Regions from separate parts of the Homo sapiens genome. Here region 2 is linked to region 1. The links are chromatin loops, found by intact Hi-C in ENCODE. Cell type or tissue: MCF 10A. All regions are shown on one strand. Links, peaks and the distances in the headings refer to the core of each region. The heading gives the core; the rest is flanking DNA.

Region 1 (8,507 bases), core at 381-8,380:
ACTGTCACAGTAGGGCCTCCCCATTTTATATGGTAGCTCACCAAACTGACTGCTGCTGCCAGCACCCTTTTGGTTTGCTCTTAATTCTATTGGGAGCCCTATTGCTGGCAAGAAGGCTCCTCATTTAATTCCCATAATAAGCTTCATTTTCAGCAATGCCTCCCTACCCTGAGCTTCATAAAGAGTATCATGCCTGTCGATTTTCTTTACAGAAAGGTGAGCGGTACTTCTGTTGCCCAGTTTGATACCCAGTAGGGAGATTCACAAGATGCCAAGGGTCTTCTACAGAGGAGGTACTAGAAGAGTATTTGTGGAGTATATGAAGGACCAAGGATGCAGCAACTAAGCAATATGTATACTGATTATAGATATTTTCTTGATTTTGGGGGGAAAAACCTCCAGATAAGAAAAGCAGTCTCATTGGAGACCTTTGGAAAAATGAACAATAAATCTTTGGAGCTCTTCTAAAGTTGGTAAGTCTCAAGTTTCTCCCATAGTTCTACGTAAGAGTACTAGCTCATTATTTCTCATAGAAATAATTGAGAGACTGAATTTCCTTCAAAGTATGAAATTGGGTGATTGTATGAGATCATGTGATTTCATTTCCTCTGTTAGGGCTTTCTCACCACTTGTAACTAGAATTTAAGAACAACTTTGTTGCACTTGAAAAAGAATTAAGCTCTGTAAGCCTACTGCTTTCCACTGGCCCACTCCAGTTTTAAAATTGCTTTGCGATTTTTATGAACCACCCCTGTGAAGTTAATAAAACACAAACATGGTATGCATTATATATGAGAGGGAAATAGAAAATGTTCAACATAACCGCTTTTATCATTAAGAACAGGCAGCATACAGAATGATTTAAGAATAAGTGCTAATGTTTATGCATTTTTGTACCTGCACATATATTAGAATTGACTTCAATTCTTAGTCATGGCCAGATAAGGACACAATGGCTGTAGGAAGGGCAAAGTAGGAAGAAGAAAAAAAGGGGAAGGAAAGGAGAAATAGAGTGAAATTAATATTTTATGAGCTTCCAAAATGTATCAGGCACTGTACTAGGCATTTTCACACACCCAATTCCATTTAATCCTTAAAACATTCTTGCAATATACAGGCTTTTAAAATCCCAATAATATTAATAACATGTGTTAGGTACTTAGAGAGAAAGGGAGGGAGGGAGAGAGAGGGAGGATGAAGAGGAAGGGGAAGAGGAGGAGGAGGGAGTGACAAAGGGAAAGAGAAAGGGAGAGTGGGGAGGAGGGAAACCCAACGCTTGCCTCATTCCAAAATATTTGGGCTTGATTGACTTTGGGAACCTGCATTATTGATCTCATGATTCTGAGTCTCCCCTCTACCTCATGCAACTAAATTCAATTGTTAAATTAACTGGATCTTTGTGGGTATAATATCAAATTAGAACTAAAGATACTTGTTTCATAGTCAAGAGCCAAGTGGTTGACCCAGTTCACAGCTCTTCAGCTGCTCTTACTACTTCTGCAGAGGCTCTAATTTATTTATTATTTTTTTTTGAGACAGAGTCTCACTCTGTTGCTCAGGCTGGAGTGCAGTGGCAAAATCTCAGCTCACTGCAAACTCTGCCTGCTGGGTTCAAGTGATTCTCCTGCTCAGCTTCCCGAGTAGCTGAGATTACAGGCGTGCACCACCATGCCTGGCTAATTTTTGTATTTTTAGTAGAGATGGGGTTTCACCATGTTGGCCAGGCTGGTTTTGAACTCCTAACCTCAAGTGATTTACGTGTCTCGGCCTCCCAAAGTGTTGGGATCACAGACATGAACCACCGTGCCCGGCCAGAGGTTCTAATTTGAAGAGGATACTCATTTGCATCTTCCCACTTCCATGGGAAGCTGTTTTTTACCCTCCTCTTCTGGTTGCAGATCCTTATCATCTTGAACAATTGTTGATCCTCATAGGTAACTTTTTTTTATGTGTATAAATTTAAGGTTTACAAGTGCAGTTTTGTTACATGGATATATTGCCTAGTGATGGAGTTTAGGCTTTTAGTGTAATCATCATTGGAATGATGTACACTGTATCTATTAAGTAATTTCTCATCCCTCAACCCCTTCCCACACTCCCACCCTTCCGAGGTTCCAGTGTTTATTATTCCACACTCTATGTGCATGTGTGCACATTATTTAGTGCCCACTTATAAGTGACAACGCTAGGTATTTGACTGTTTCTGAGTTGTTTGACATAAGATAATGGCCGTCAGTTACATCCATGTTGCTGCAGAAGACATAATTTCCTTCTTTTTTATGGTTGCATAGTATGCCACGGTGTGTGTGTGTATATACATACATGTGTGTGTATATATATATATATATATATATATATATATATATATATATATACACACACTACATTTTCTGTATGCAGTCATCCGTTGATGGGCACTTAGATCGATTCCGTGTCTTTGCTATTGTGAATAGTGTTGTGATTAACATGAGTGCAGATGTCTTTTTGATATAATGATTTCTTTTCCTTTGGGTAAATCACAGTAGTAGGATTGCTGGATCAAATGGTGGTTCTATTTTTTTTTTTTTTTGAGGAATCTTCATACTGTTTTCCATAGAGGTTGTACTAACTTGCATTCCCACCAACAGTGTATAAGCTTTCTCTTTTCTCTGCATTCTTGCCAACATCTGTTTTTTTTTTTTCCGACTTTTTAATAATAACCATTCTGACTGGTGTAAGATGGTATCTCATTGTGGTTTTAATTTGCATTTCTCTGATGAGTAATGATTTTGAGCATTTTATTATATGCTTGTTGGTCATTTGTATGTCTTCTTGAAAAATGACTATTCATGTCTTTTGCCCGCTTTTTAATTGGGGTGTTTTTTTAAAAAAAAATAGTGACGGCAGGTGGTATGTTCCTCACACTTGACTTGTCATTTACAACTGAATTTTTCAGCTCACGATATTGAAATCCAGAACCACTTTTTCTATAGTCAAGTGTGATTCAGCAAAAAATAAAACCTTCTTGCATTCATTTGGAAGTAATATATGTCCTTTTGGAATTTCTGTGTAAGTCCTTTTTTAGTGAGAAAAAAATCAAGTCCAAGTTAAAATGATAAAATACTAAATTCGGTGTTGCCAAGTAGAGTTTAATTTCAATTCAGATACTATAATTTATAATTCTGGGTCTTAGGAGCCAAAGCCTCCTTAGACCATCCCTTTAATCCAGGCCTATCATTTGGAGATCTCATAGCTCCCTTCACTGTAATCACCGTCTGGTGCTAGATAGTGGAACTGAGATACTTCTTTGCTAATGACCTACTTGCTTTCAGATACAGGGCAACCAGCGGATGGTTCCTGGGATCTCATCTGATGAGTGACATCTTTCCGGACAGAACTGATGACTCTCTGGCAGTAAAAGGGTGGAGAGGGCAGGGCAGATATGTTTCACGAGCAAGAAGGGAAATAGTGTGTTGTAAAGCTTTGCTGTAGGCCTGCCAGGATCTGGTGAAGTGGGTGGGCGGGGAGAGCTTGTGTTCACAGAAGAGTCAGATGGTTAAAGAATTTATGATAATTAAAATGACGTTTCTATGTAAGTCTGAAGGAATACAGCCATAAAAACATAATTGCTGTAAAACATGCTGCATCAGACTAAATAACCACTTGATGATGGCAACTATGCCTGTGCCATAAAGAAACCTGTGCTTTTGTGAGGAGAAAAAAATATGTATTTATTATGGCTATTTGCGTCTCATGTTAATTGTTCACAACAAAGCCATTGATTAAGCAATGACTCCTTACAAGATGGGGCTGGATCAAATAATGCACAGAGTACAGCAAACAAAAAATGGTTGTGAGATGAAAGGATGATTCTGAGAAACAGGGTCAAGCTGAGAACTCTCTGAACTCTCCTTGGGCACCTGCAGTCATAGTTCTAGAAGTGTGCGGAACAATTTGAATGAGAGATTAGATCTGAGTTTCGGGGTTTTCTTTTCCCAAATTCTACTCTGTAAAGAATGGCTTGCCTGGATATGGAAGAAGTGCTAATGGAGGGAAACAATAAGGACTGTTTCACAGGAACCTGCCACACAGGGTTCCTGTTTGAGGTAGAGATTTAGTGACACTGCCTGAACTCAATCAGAGTGAAGCCAGGCTTTCTGCATTCTGCTAGTTTCACTGCAAACTGTGGCCAGTGGGGCCAGCATTCAGTCAGAAACACCTGTCTAGGAAGTCACAAGGCCATTTATGATTAGTCTTCCCAATCTGGACATCATGGAGCAGACTCAGGCACGTGAATGGCGTCTATTTACACACACACACACACACACACACACACGGCTATACTGTTTTCCTGGACAATCATTTTTCCCACATTTCCTGGAGGAACTACTGGAATCACAAATCACAATTTGTGGCTTGCCCTGGGTAATGAGTCATTGGATGGAATTTCATTTGGTAGATTTAAAGAGAGTTAGTGTTGATCTATGAAGCCAGATGATTTAAGAAATTGAAGCAGTAACAAGTAAATTGCTTTTCTCTTGTACTGCAAAATGCTTTCTAGGCGTTTTTGGCTTTTCTTTTTAAAATGGATTTATAATGCCATTTCTCTCCACCTCACGGCTCAAGTAAACCTCTTTGCTCTGATGAATCCTAAATGACTCCTCATTTCCCACAAACAGATTGTTCAAAGGAGTTCTTAATATCTTGTTTTACACTGTGGAAGCTAGAATTTTTAATTCTATAGGACACACAAATGAATATACATTCCCTGTTAGAGGCTTTATTTATTCTGACTCCTCTCATGAAAAATTATGTCCAACTATGTTCAAATTCCTTGACCTTATAATCAAGGCCTGCCACTAACCAACCTAAACTCACTTGCCTTTATTTATTTGTTCATCTGGAAGCAATAGGAAAGGCTTAGAATCTGCCATGTAGTATGCTAGTTGTTAAAGAGGATACAGAAAAGAAAAAGGATCTGGGATACAGATAAGTCCAGCTGCTTCCTTCAAGCAATTTACTGGCCATTGGCCAGGGCAGATATGAGAGTGGACACTTCTATGAGATATGTTGAACCTGTGTTGAAGTGTGTGCAAAGGACTATGAGAGGAGAGGAGAGCTGTTGCTTCTCACAGCAGCACCTCCTCTACATGGGATGCAGAGAGTCCAAGAATGCTCCAAAATGGCCTTTTCCATCTTCATAATGGCCTTCCAGCCTTCCCATTTGTGGGCACAGGGGCCCCCTGCCCTAGCAACCTTAAGGTGCCCTGTTGCCAGTACCCTTGAGACTCCCTCATGTTTACGGATAGATTGTAAATTACACATGAAAAAGGTCTCATATTAACTATTTTAACTTTACAGAAACCCCACAGAAGTGCAGCCCACTTGGTCTTGAGCTCCTTGAAGGCGAGGACTATGTGATGCCACATCTGTAACCCAAGAACCCAGCACAAAGTGTTGCACATAGCAGATGCTCAATAAAAGTTTTAAACTGCTGGGGGAAGAAAGTACTATGGGCATCTGGAAGAGGGGCCAGCTAACTCCACATAGGGGACTCTGGAGCTGTGCTAAAAAATGTGTGGTCCACTGCTTCACTTGAAGAGCCTAAAAAATGTGTAGAGATTTATGAGGGATTAATAGGCTCAAGAATTCGAAAGGGTACTCCAGACAGCTCAGAGCTCTTGCCCCCAGAATATGTGAGGCATCGAAACAGGAAAGTAAAATGTTTCTAGCAGATTTCTTCCCCCCTCCACCCCAGACAGTCTTGCTCTGTCACCCAAGCTGGAGTGCAGTGTCGCAATCTCAGCTCACTGCAACCTCCACCTCCCAGGTTCAAGCGATTCTCCTGCCTCAGCCTCCCGAGTAGCTAGGATTACAGGCGCCTGCCACCTTGCCCGGCTAATTTTTGTATTTTTAGTGGAGACGGGGTTTCGCCATGTTGGCCAGGCTGGTCTCAAACTCCTGACCTCAGGTGATCTGCCTGCCTTGGCCTCCAAAGTGCTGGCATTACAGGCGTGGCCTAAAATGTTTATAACAGATTTCTTATCAATCTGGTTCTCTAAACCACAGGGACCACTTGGTGAACCTGAAGTTTTGTGACTACAAGGAGATACATAAATGTGTATTTGAGTTACCTTCATACAGCTACAATTTGGAGAAGGACGTCCAGGAAGATACTGAGAGGAGAAGTAATCATCGGGTACTGTTTAAGAGAGCCGCTGTCATTACTGCCTTTACTGGGTTGGGGTCAGAGACAGGTGGGGGAGGTGCTCTGCAGGTTGTGTTTTATGTAATTGGTGCTCCGTCCTCCTCCTTCTGTTATATCACTCATCTGTGCAGCTTTTCATCTCATATGTATTTTCCACCATGGTGGCCTTTGTAAGACATAAGGTGAGCAAACTGCTTATTAAGGTAAGACAATGGAGGCCCCATTTTAAAAAGGTTAAGATGTCCTCAAAAGTGTCAGCGCATCCCAGGAATCATTAACAGTGTATGGAATGCACAGCCTGGTATTTTCCAAAGGCCACACTAACCTTTTCAAGCATGGAACAGGCTAAAAGGAATGGATTTCTTCACCATTTGATGAGAGAAGAAATCTTTTTAAATGCTTATTTTTATTTGCTTGCTGAGAATCATCTCTGTGAAGCTCAATATGGAGAAATGAATTCTGAACATTTTAGCAACTCACTTAAAATACCATTAGAAAGCACTTGGGTTATTAAAAGCTGAAAACAAAGGACTAGGAGCCCTCTGGCACTAATAACACTTAGGGAGAAAGCGAGAGCCACCTATGCCCTCATGTTTGCCAAAAATGTATTTGAATTTAAACTCTTCATTGTTAAGAAGGGAAGCTTAAGTTTTGCCAAACCCTTTTTGCCTTTCAGTACAACCACTTTTCCATGTAATTGGCTCAACACTGCTATTTGCATAATTGTCATATTTTTCTGCTTCCCAAGAGGGCTGTAAAGCGTAAAGGTGAACTGCAAAGCTTTGACAAAGTGCACATTTATGTGTGATGTGCAATTCTCAAATTACGAAGAAAATTATATCTTTTTCATTGAGTTTATCTTACACTTGGAAATGAAGTATTCAGAACTCATTGCCCCCTGAGATGAGTTTAGCCTGCTTTTCTTTAACTTGGCCAAAGTGCAATTTCCTGAGCCTTGGGTCTTCAAATAATGATGTTGCCACAGGACCTTGACTGTATGAATGACCTAAAGCAGAGGCATTTTTCTTTAAGCCGCGGAATAACAATAAGCTCTTTTAGTTGGAATCAGAGATTTCATCACAGCTGGGCCATCCGTTAAGCTCTGAGAGGTCAAACAGATCATTTAACCTCTCAAAGCCTCAGTTTGTTTAACTGTAAAATGGGCATGCCTTTAACTCACACATGTATTGAGTGCTTATATGTGAGGAAGTATTTTACCCAGGGCTTGGTGCATAGTAAGTGTTCTAATAAACACATGATATTGCCTCGTTCCTCTTCTTTTATAGCAGGTGGATGGCATTTAAATGAATGAGAGGGCTTGAACTTTGGCACGGGAAAAGAATGGAGTTGAGTCCTGCCTATGTCACCTTTTTAGGGAGTGGGAGGATGGGGTTGCAGAGAGCTGTGTGACCTTGGGCAGGTTACATAGCAGGAGAGCCTCAGTTTCTGTATCTGCCAAATGAGGATGGATAATAGAATGTGATTGTGCATATAAACAGCATGTAAATGCTCAGTGTTACCTGTAGTTATTAACATTTCATCCTTAACAGCGGTCATTATCAGGTTTAAGATATGGCCCTATGAGGAGTTAATGGGTGCAGCACACCAGCGTGGCACATATATACATATGTAACTAACCTGCACATTGTGCACATGTACCCTAAAACTTAAAGTATAATAATTTAAAAAAAAAAAAAAAGATCTGGCCGTGAAAACTTATGTTCCCTCCAGGTTTGCTGTGTGTTGTCCCATCACTTTTCACATTGGGGAGAGTGGAATGTTCAACTTCCCTTCCTGTGAATGCTCCTGGAAGCCTCCTGCTTACTTCCCCAAGTGGGGACTAGATTTTTACAGGTTTCCTAATTGCTGTGTGCTTCTGGCTGCAGCCTGAGGGCATCAGATTACAGTGCCAAATGGAGGAATAGTATTCTGGGTGTGATACTGATCAGATCAGGAAGATATCAGGACACTAGACATCCGGCATCTGACAGCTGGTCACAGGGGTCACTTTTGATCCCTAGTTTCCCCTTGACAAGGTTAGCCACTACATGCCAAGTGTTTCATGGGCAGAATTCTAGCCAAGCACTAAACTCTGACAGAGAAGGAGAAATACAGGCTGGCAGGAGGGCTGGCATTGCCCTAATGTCACAGCTGGCACTCACATTCCAATGAATGAATCTTGGATCAATTGCTAATGTACGGGGCCCAACACAACATTAACAGATCAAAATAAGAGGAAGTTGGAAAGTATTCAAGTTTCCAGAAACAGGTAGTTAAATATATTAACGTAAATCTACTTGATAAACTTATCTAATCATTT
Region 2 (8,507 bases), core at 284-8,283, 120 kb before region 1:
ACAAAATGAGAGACAGCTAGAAAGCCAGGGTTGAAGAGAATGCTCAGGATGAGGGGAAGGCATAATCTATGCTTTCTGGAAAGAATGTCATGCTTTCTTTAATATGAAGTTTCCACTATTTCTGTTCTAATTTGAACAGGGTACCCTGCTGTCACCCTTGTAATATGGGCCCAGAACAACTGCAGCTGCTGCTGGCCTGGTGGGATCCAGTGATGCAAATGCCACAGAATGCAGGTAGAACCAGGTCTAAGTCATTCCCCCCGGGCTAAGGCCCTGAGTCTTTGGCAGTCCTTCAGCCTTTGAGGAAGACAGTAAAGGTAAACATGTGACAAGGAATGTCAGATCAGGGAAGTGCCTCTTGAATCACAAAGTCAACCTTGCCATCTCACAGATAAGGAAGTTGAGCCCAAAAGTGAGCAAGTGGCTTCCTCAGGGTCATATATATATATATATAGTCTCATTAGTGTCAGAGTCAAGACATGAGCCCAGGTCTCTGGACTCCCAGGCCAGTGCTCTTGTAACTACCTCCCACTGTTGTCTCAGATTACAGGAACCAAATGCATGTCTGGCCTTGTGCTGCTTCGCATGCAAGCCAGGCTGACCTTTATGCTCCCAGAATCATCAGCCTTTTCATTGGAAACCATGGAAGGACGGTTCTGGGAAAATAATGAAAATCATACCACACCATAGAGACAACCAGAAGCCCTGCTCAGATGACAGAGTTCTCCTCGCCTTCCAGGTACTGAATCCCAAATATATGCATACACAGCAACTCCAGTTGGTGTTAGAATTAAGGAGATGGAAAACCGAACACTTGACAGTTCGGCCAGTTCTCTTCCCTTTTTTTTTTTTTTGCCTCCTACCCCCAGTCTTTCCCCAAAAGGCCAAAATCTAGAGCATTTGAGCCTTTGTCATTCACTGCCTGAGAGGAACTGGCTCCTGGGAGCAGAGACCAGCCGAGATTACAAGAAGCCTCTTCAACATGCAGCCAAGGCCCAGCCTTGGCCTCGGGAGAACATGGCTCTTGGGACACACGTAGGAAAAATTCCCTGCTTCTCAGCAAAAAGCCTCTTCAATCCTGGAGGGATCTTCTGAGGTTTGTGGGACTCCCTGCTCCCCACAAAGACTGTTTTCTTATACTTCCAGGAGCCCTGATATATGAATTCCTGTATGAGAGATTCATTTCTTTGTTCCTCACAGCATGAGGGGGTGGAGGAAGGGCTTCTAAATGCAAAAATCCTAGTGACATATTATATCTCAGAAACTGAACTTTACAGCCCCACCTTGTCCCTCTTGCTCTGCAACTACCAACCTCACTGGCCCTTTCTCTGAAGGTTGGACTGTGAGTGTGTGTGCAGGTGTGTGGACACCTTCCTTTTCACAACTCAAATGAGTAAAACCTGACTTTTCCCCCCGTACTGTTTACCACCTCCCCCTTCCCTCCACCCAAGGCACTTTCTTGTGTTCCAATGCCACTAATCCCTCTTACAGTAGAAACTCCGTAGTTTAGCTGCTGAGGGCTTGAATTTGTGACCCACCTGTTTCAGAAATATTTTCCTAGGGACCCAATGAATGCCATTACATACAAAGGTGGTGTAATGGCAGGGAATCTTTATGCGACACCATGAGGAGAGCCACCTATTGGGTAGGCTAAAGAGGTTGACTGCAGTGAGTGGCCAAGCAGAAGGCAGGGGCAGCTGGCAAGCAGAGCTCCGGGGCCACCCCCATAGCTTCCCACTACCCTGGCTCACACCCTAAGCTGCCCTCAGGGGGAGCAGGCCTAGGACTACCAGCCTGGGCACCAGGGGAGCTCTTGGGGAAGCTGAGAGGTCAACCTTGTAAGTTACTGCATCTGGCTTCTTCGCACAAGTTCATTGGGTTTTCAGAGTGTTCCTGGAACCTCAGGACAGGAGATGCCTGGAGTGCTAGAAATTCAGGATTCCCAAAAAATCCACTATCCCTTATGTCTGCAGCTGGACAAAGGGTCCCTCACGGTCCCCAGTAGGTTTGGGGGCACGTAGAAGTCTAGCCAGGGCTGGGAATTCTAGGGGGTGGTAAAGACAGGGTGCACAGCCACAGAATTGCCTGAGAACGGCCTGTTCCTTATTTGGCCTGTGACGCAGTTGGCACATTGAGCTTAGAGCAACAGGTAAACACAGCCTCACATTTGGAGTGGCCTAAAGGTTTCTACATTTCATCCCCACGGTGACTCAGTTGGTCAAAACAGGGGACATAATTGGTCCTATCTTACAGACAAGAAAACTGAGGCTCAGGAGGGGCAAGTGATTATCCCAGTGCTGCCCAGGGACAGATTTCCCAGGACTTCTGGACTATTCTTAGGCTTGCCGCTTCATGGCATAGATAGAACAGGAAACGGATGGAGCAGAGCTCAGCAAGGGAGATACTGGGAGAGCCTGTCTCCAGGAGGGACATGCCCCCACCCCAGGACTCAGCTCGTGGTCTGCATTCTCCCACTCAGTGGCCCCAGTGCCAACAGCACTGCTCAGAAACACTGCTGCCAACCGGTGCCCCTTCTGTAGCAGTGGGACTGGAGGGAGTTGCACACTCAGTCACGGAAACACCAGTGTCCTGATGTACAGCAAGCCCCTTTGATCAATCAGATGGGGACAGACTGACTCCTGAGTTCCCAGGGTCCTTTTCCTGAAGGAACATCCATTCTTTCCCTGTTAAACCCTGCATTCCTGGTCCAGCAGCAGAAAAGAGCCTTTCGGACACTGGAGCTTGAGGAAGATCTGTGCCTATTTATTAGAGAAGGTGGTGTTAGTATCAGGAAATAGGTGGATGGTGCTGGGTTTCTTGGGTTCAAACCCTGGGGCTCTGCTGTGTGACCTTGGGCACATCCCTACCCCTCTCTGGGCCTCAGTTTCCTCATGTGTCACATTACCTTGGATTAGACGGTCTCACTCTGATGGAGTTTTTAGTTATGTATCCATTCATTCAACAAACCTTTTATGAGTCAAGCCCTCCTGCAGGCACAGGGTTTGGTACACAGGATTCAGCAAGAAGACAGTCTGTGCTCTAAAAAAGGTCAGATTCTCATTCTGTAATGCTTTTTGGTCCTGCTGTCTTTTTATCATGCTGACTTACCTTTTCAGAAAATGCCCCCGCTTCCGCTGGAGAATGGAAATTGGCAAAGAGAGACGGAAAAGCTCCAATTTGCGCCTTTGCTATTTTAGGAGAGGTTGAAATTACGAGCCAAAGTGGAGTGATGCGCTAAGCGGAGTGACCTCCGTACTCCAAGAAAAGAGAAAACCCAGGTTCTCTGCTTGTGAAGTGGCTCGAGCTCTTAGGCGTGAGGCATTATTATATAAATTCAAGCTCGCTCGTGATCCTTAGTACCCTGAGTTGCCTGAAGGGGGGAATGGCACTGCCTGCGTGTGCAGTCCGGGAGTTCGAGCCGCCGCGGCAACCGGAGCGAGGAGCGCCCGTCCGCACCACCTGTCCCCGCCGGCATTCCAGAGTAGAGGCCGAATTGGCAGCGAGCCGGCCCGGGTCGGTCGCCGCCTCAGTTCGCGCGGGCCCTCCTAGGGGTGTGTCTCACGGATTCCACACCCGGCCGCTCCTGGACAAGCCCCGAAAGGCGTCTTCTTCCCTGGCGGGAGCCGCGTGCGCCCCGCTTTTCGCGCTGCTGTCCCGGGGCCGCCGCAGGCGGATGCACGTCCTCAGGCGACGCTGGGACCTGGGCTCCCTCTGCCGGGCCCTGCTCACTCGGGGCCTGGCCGCCCTGGGCCACTCGCTGAAGCACGTGCTCGGTGCGATCTTCTCCAAGATTTTCGGCCCCATGGCCAGGTACGTTCTAGGTGAAAGCGGGGTTCGCGCTCCCAGGCCAGGGCGCGAAGGTGCTGTACGGGGAGGGAAGGCAGCCGCGGGGGGTAGAGAAGGGCGTAAAGTTCCAGCTGGCCATTGGTGGCCCGGCTAGGGTCTCCGGAGGGGTGCGGCGCGCATTTGCCCACGCCGCGGCTCCGTCGCTACTGTTCCGCGGGCACCGGCAGCGCAGCGTCTCCGATAGCAAGTCGGGCTGCCGGCCGGCTCATTCCCCCAGGGTAACTCTGAGCCCCCGGCTCCGAGCTCCCTCGAGGCCGCCTACCGGGTGGGCAAGCGGGCGCGGGCGCCGGCAAAAGGAGGGCTTCGGGGCATGCGGGGAGAAACCCGGACAGAGGTGTGCGCTCCAAAGAGGATAGGGGCAGAAGAGCCCGGAGAGTCCGGCGGACGAAGCGGGATGGGGATGGGAGCGGGAGCCACCGAGAGTGGAGCGAGACACGCGGGGGCCCGGACTGGGGGCGTGAGTTGAGGAGTGGGGCGACTGGGCCCGGAGGGGTCCCACTGGGGCTAAACCCCGTGGAGGGGCTCCGGGGAGCTCCGGAGAGCTCTGGCGGGGGGAGGGGGCGAACGGCCCGCGGGAAGGAGTCGGGGTGGGGGTGTGTGTGTGCCGCAGAAGCCACAGCGCTGAGCCTGCCGGGAAGGAAGGAAGCGGGGAAGGGAGCCGCCGCCGCAGCCGCCGCCGCCGTGGAGTACTCGGTGCGGAGGGGAGGGGGAGAGGGGCGCAGCAGCGGCTCCAGGGGAAGGGGGCGGTGCGGGGGCACGACGAGCGCGGGCTGAGCTGCGGGATTGACGTAACGAGCTTGGGTTTCCCCCAGCGTCGGGAACATGGATGAGAAATCCAACAAGCTGCTGCTAGCTTTGGTGATGCTCTTCCTATTTGCCGTGATCGTCCTCCAATACGTGTGCCCCGGCACAGAATGCCAGCTCCTCCGCCTGCAGGCGTTCAGCTCCCCGGTGCCGGACCCGTACCGCTCGGAGGATGAGAGCTCCGCCAGGTTCGTGCCCCGCTACAATTTCACCCGCGGCGACCTCCTGCGCAAGGTAGACTTCGACATCAAGGGCGATGACCTGATCGTGTTCCTGCACATCCAGAAGACCGGGGGCACCACTTTCGGCCGCCACTTGGTGCGTAACATCCAGCTGGAGCAGCCGTGCGAGTGCCGCGTGGGTCAGAAGAAATGCACTTGCCACCGGCCGGGTAAGCGGGAAACCTGGCTCTTCTCCAGGTTCTCCACGGGCTGGAGCTGCGGGTTGCACGCCGACTGGACCGAGCTCACCAGCTGTGTGCCCTCCGTGGTGGACGGCAAGCGCGACGCCAGGCTGAGACCGTCCAGGTGAGTGCGCGCCGGTAGTCGAGCGGGACCCGGGCCTAGGCGGGCGGAGGGCTGGGAGGCGCGGCTGGCCCAAGCCGGGGACCTAGCGCGCACCCTGACGCCCGGGCGTTTGCACCCCGGCTGGGCAGGTGCTGGGCGCCCAGTAGCGCACGTTCGCCGCGCTGTGGCGGCCACAGAAAGGCTTTCCGCTCCGGCCCCGGACTGACCGTCTGTCTGTCCGCAGGGTGGCCTGCGTGATGGTTGGCAGAGCGTGCGGGGGAGGCGGCCGAGCGGCCGGAACGGGGCCGCTGGGACGGGGCATCGTACTCAGTCTCCGCACTGGAGAGCCCTAAAGAGCCGCGCTCTCCGTGCAGCGTCTCTGGATCCCTGCTTTCTTCTACTCTGCACCCGGGTTCCGAAGTCTCCTTTCAGCGCTCTCTTCCTCCTTTCGGCGCCCGCATTCTTCCCTCCCCCCGCTTTCCCCCCTATTTCGTCTATTTGCCTTGTTCTCCCTCTTTCTCTCTTGTGTCCTAGATGTTGTCTGCTCCTGTTTGCTCGCTGTTTCCTTCTTTCCATTCCCCTCTCTCGCTTTTATTCTTTTTCTCTCTTACCCTTTCTGTTTTTCTCTTCTTGCCGGACTTTTATCACCTCGCTCCTTCCCCGCTCTGGCTCTGGTCTTCCCGGGCGACTGGGTGTCCCTCTGTCGCTATTTTCCGACATCCAAGGAGAGCTCATGGTTCCCAGGCTTGCTTATCACTACTGGCTGCATGAGAGGCATCCGTGGCTCTTTGGGAGTGGCGGGGGGCACCCCGCGGACCGAAGGGCGGGCTGGGATGGTGCCCTGGACCCCATGTGGGGTTCAGTCACCAGGAGCCTCTCCTGATTTACAAAAAATATTTAAAAAGCTTGAGCCCCAGCATGGGGCGCTGCCAGCCCATGTTCTGTGAGCCTGGGCTGATGCGGTAAAAGCTGATTTATTAATAGTCTGTAGCCAGAAGCAAGGGTATTTTCCTCCCTCCAGACGCGATGTCCAGTTGCTAGAGGTCATGCAGTACTGTAAAGTGGGTGGTGGTGGGGTGGGGGAAGTGAGTGCTATGGGGTGCAGTTAGTCCAGCCAGGGCTACTGTTTCGCAAGTCTCCTTAAAACAAATCTGGGCTGAAGCAGGGAGTCCAGGGGGTGCACAAGGTGAGTTTCATGGCCTGGAGGCCTCTGGATGGGGTCTCTGGGCCGGCAAGGACATGTCTGTGTCCCATCCCCATCCCCCGGGTGCACTTGGTACCCTGGACAAGGGGATGCTTTGCAGGTGACTGTTAGAACGCAACAACCAGTGTGGATTTTTCTGTCCAACTGCAGCAAATAGAGCCCTAGAGCCCTCTGACTTTCAGATTACCATTGAGATTTAAGGGGAACATCACCCCCTGGCTCTCCTCTTCACTCTCTCTTCTCTCAGTTTACACTGTCCTTTCTCAAATGCTGGAATTGTGTCAGAATCTGCCAAACTTGTATTTCCTTTCCAATACTAACAAATTTTTTCTTCCACCCCAAGAAAACCTTAGCCCCAGGACCTCAATCCATTGGTACAATTGTGTAAGTCATTGTCACAACAATATTCTGGTGTTTAATAAGTTCCCAAACAATTTGGCAATATTGAAAAGAATTTCTCATACTGACAGACCTTGTAGGTGTATTGAGAGGTGGTAATATTTAAAAAGCTCTTCTGGGCAAAAGTAGAATTCCACAGCCATGACTATAGCAGAGAAGTGAAAACAAGGTCTTGGTCACCATGAAAGCCATGGCCTTGTCTGGAGTTCCATGGGGCACATGTGCCTTTACTGATCCTTTTGAACATGTAGGTCAGAGTATGATGTCTATAAACACACATTATTAATGTGGTCTAGATTATCTGTTTGGTGGCTACTGTCCTCTGGCAGATTCCTTCCCGCATTCTCCAGAAGATAACCAGAACCCCTCAAAGCCTCTTGGATTGTCCCAAATTGAAGCAAAATTATTTGAAATGACATAGGATTTTCTTGGTTATTAAAAGGGTGATACTACAGTAGCATCTAGTCTAATCAAAGAGCAACCATGTTCTAAAAAGTCACAGTTACTGGATTTTACGGTGTTTGCAAAAATGAAATAAAACTTGCTAGAGAAATGCATTGCTACCTCAAGGGCACCTTTTTATTTCATTCATTCCTGCCCACCTCCAGAAATATTCACTTTGAAGAATAGGGATAGCCTAGGGGTTCCAGAATTTCTCTGGATGTTGACAGATCCCCTAGGAGGTTGCAGGACCAGTTCTGTGAGTTCTGATAATCTGTAAGAGCTAAGGTGTGCATGTGTGTGTGAGAATGAGAGAGTGTGTGTATGTGACTGTTGTATGTGTCTGTGCGAGGCAAAAATTTAGAGGTAAAGGCAGCTGCACCGATGGTGAAATGTGGGGGTGAGAAGCTGGTGTCTGGAAATGGGAGAGTCTGCTTTTGGGAGTTCCTGTGTCAAACAGCCTCTCCATGCCAGCTGGTGGTCTCTGTGCTCCTCTCAACTGAGGGGAACAACAGTTCCACCTTTCTGGCCTGGGAGTTCAGACAGCTGGGCCTTAGTTCTAGGCCAGCCACTAACCAGCCATGTGACCCTCGACCAGATCCTGTGTAGAGAGTGCACTCCAGTTTATGATAAGCGTTCATATCCCTTATCTCTGGTATTCCTCTGTAAACCTGCACCATCTTCAGCAAGAGGCCAGAGTGGACAAAAGGATCCCCATTTATCAGATGAGAATGAAGCCCAAAAAGGCTAAAGGGCTTCCCCGGGGTCACTGAGTTTTTTTAGCGGCACAGCAGGAATCTGACTGCACTTCTGTCTGACTCCACAACCCTTGCTCTGTTGACTGCACCTTGATGAACAAGGGTTTTTTGCAAAACCACAGTGAGGTCTTGAGTTAGTCATTCCCACAAAGTGAATGAACACAATAAATGTTGGCTGTTGTTGTTATCACCTACATCATTATCATCGTCAGTCATTTTACAACATGTGAGTTTGGATGAGTTTTTGGGCCAGGATTACCACACCCATTGGGAGAAGAACGGATTTCTACATCCCTAAGGCTTTCTATTCACTGGGGATAGGTTTTGTGGCTAGATTGCAGAGGGGTCTTTCATTGCCATGTTGGGAATCCCTGCAAAGCTGAGCAGGATGGGAGCGGGCTGAGGCCTGGTTGGATGAGCTTCAGTAGGAGCCTTCAGCTGCGACAGGAACCACCTACTGACTCACAGCCATTCATCCACATTAGGGAGGTATCAGAGGCTATTGTGGCTGCAAGCCAAGACTCTGAATCCTGCTTCCAGTGCTACATT

Evidence for each region. Peaks named below come from ENCODE experiments on the same cell type or tissue, not always from the same donor. Only the 100,000 strongest peaks of a DNase experiment are listed, where the experiment ranks them.
Region 2: a loop joins it to region 1, with 5 times the contacts of the local background. A loop is called at or near these places in 3 of 110 quality-filtered maps.

Annotation. Positions count from the first base shown.
Region 1 is chrX:132,833,141-132,841,647 of GRCh38, reverse strand. The region is part of intron 2 of HS6ST2 (heparan sulfate 6-O-sulfotransferase 2); the gene reads left to right. Among named protein-coding and RNA genes, the nearest start is that of HS6ST2, 120 kb to the left of the region's middle. In MCF 10A, for the core only: no CTCF peak of the experiment used is centred there; a DNase peak (open chromatin) is centred at 4,357.
Region 2 is chrX:132,953,478-132,961,984 of GRCh38, reverse strand. HS6ST2 (heparan sulfate 6-O-sulfotransferase 2) reads left to right here and starts at 3,356. Exons shown (of 5, transcript NM_001394073.1): 1 at 3,356-3,810; 2 at 4,659-5,177. The coding sequence starts at 3,383. It overlaps LOC124905219 (a long non-coding RNA gene), which reads right to left and starts at 4,550. Exons shown (of 2, transcript XR_007068337.1): 1 at 3,109-4,550. RefSeq lists an enhancer at 3,477-3,977. In MCF 10A, for the core only: no CTCF peak of the experiment used is centred there; no DNase peak of the experiment used is centred there.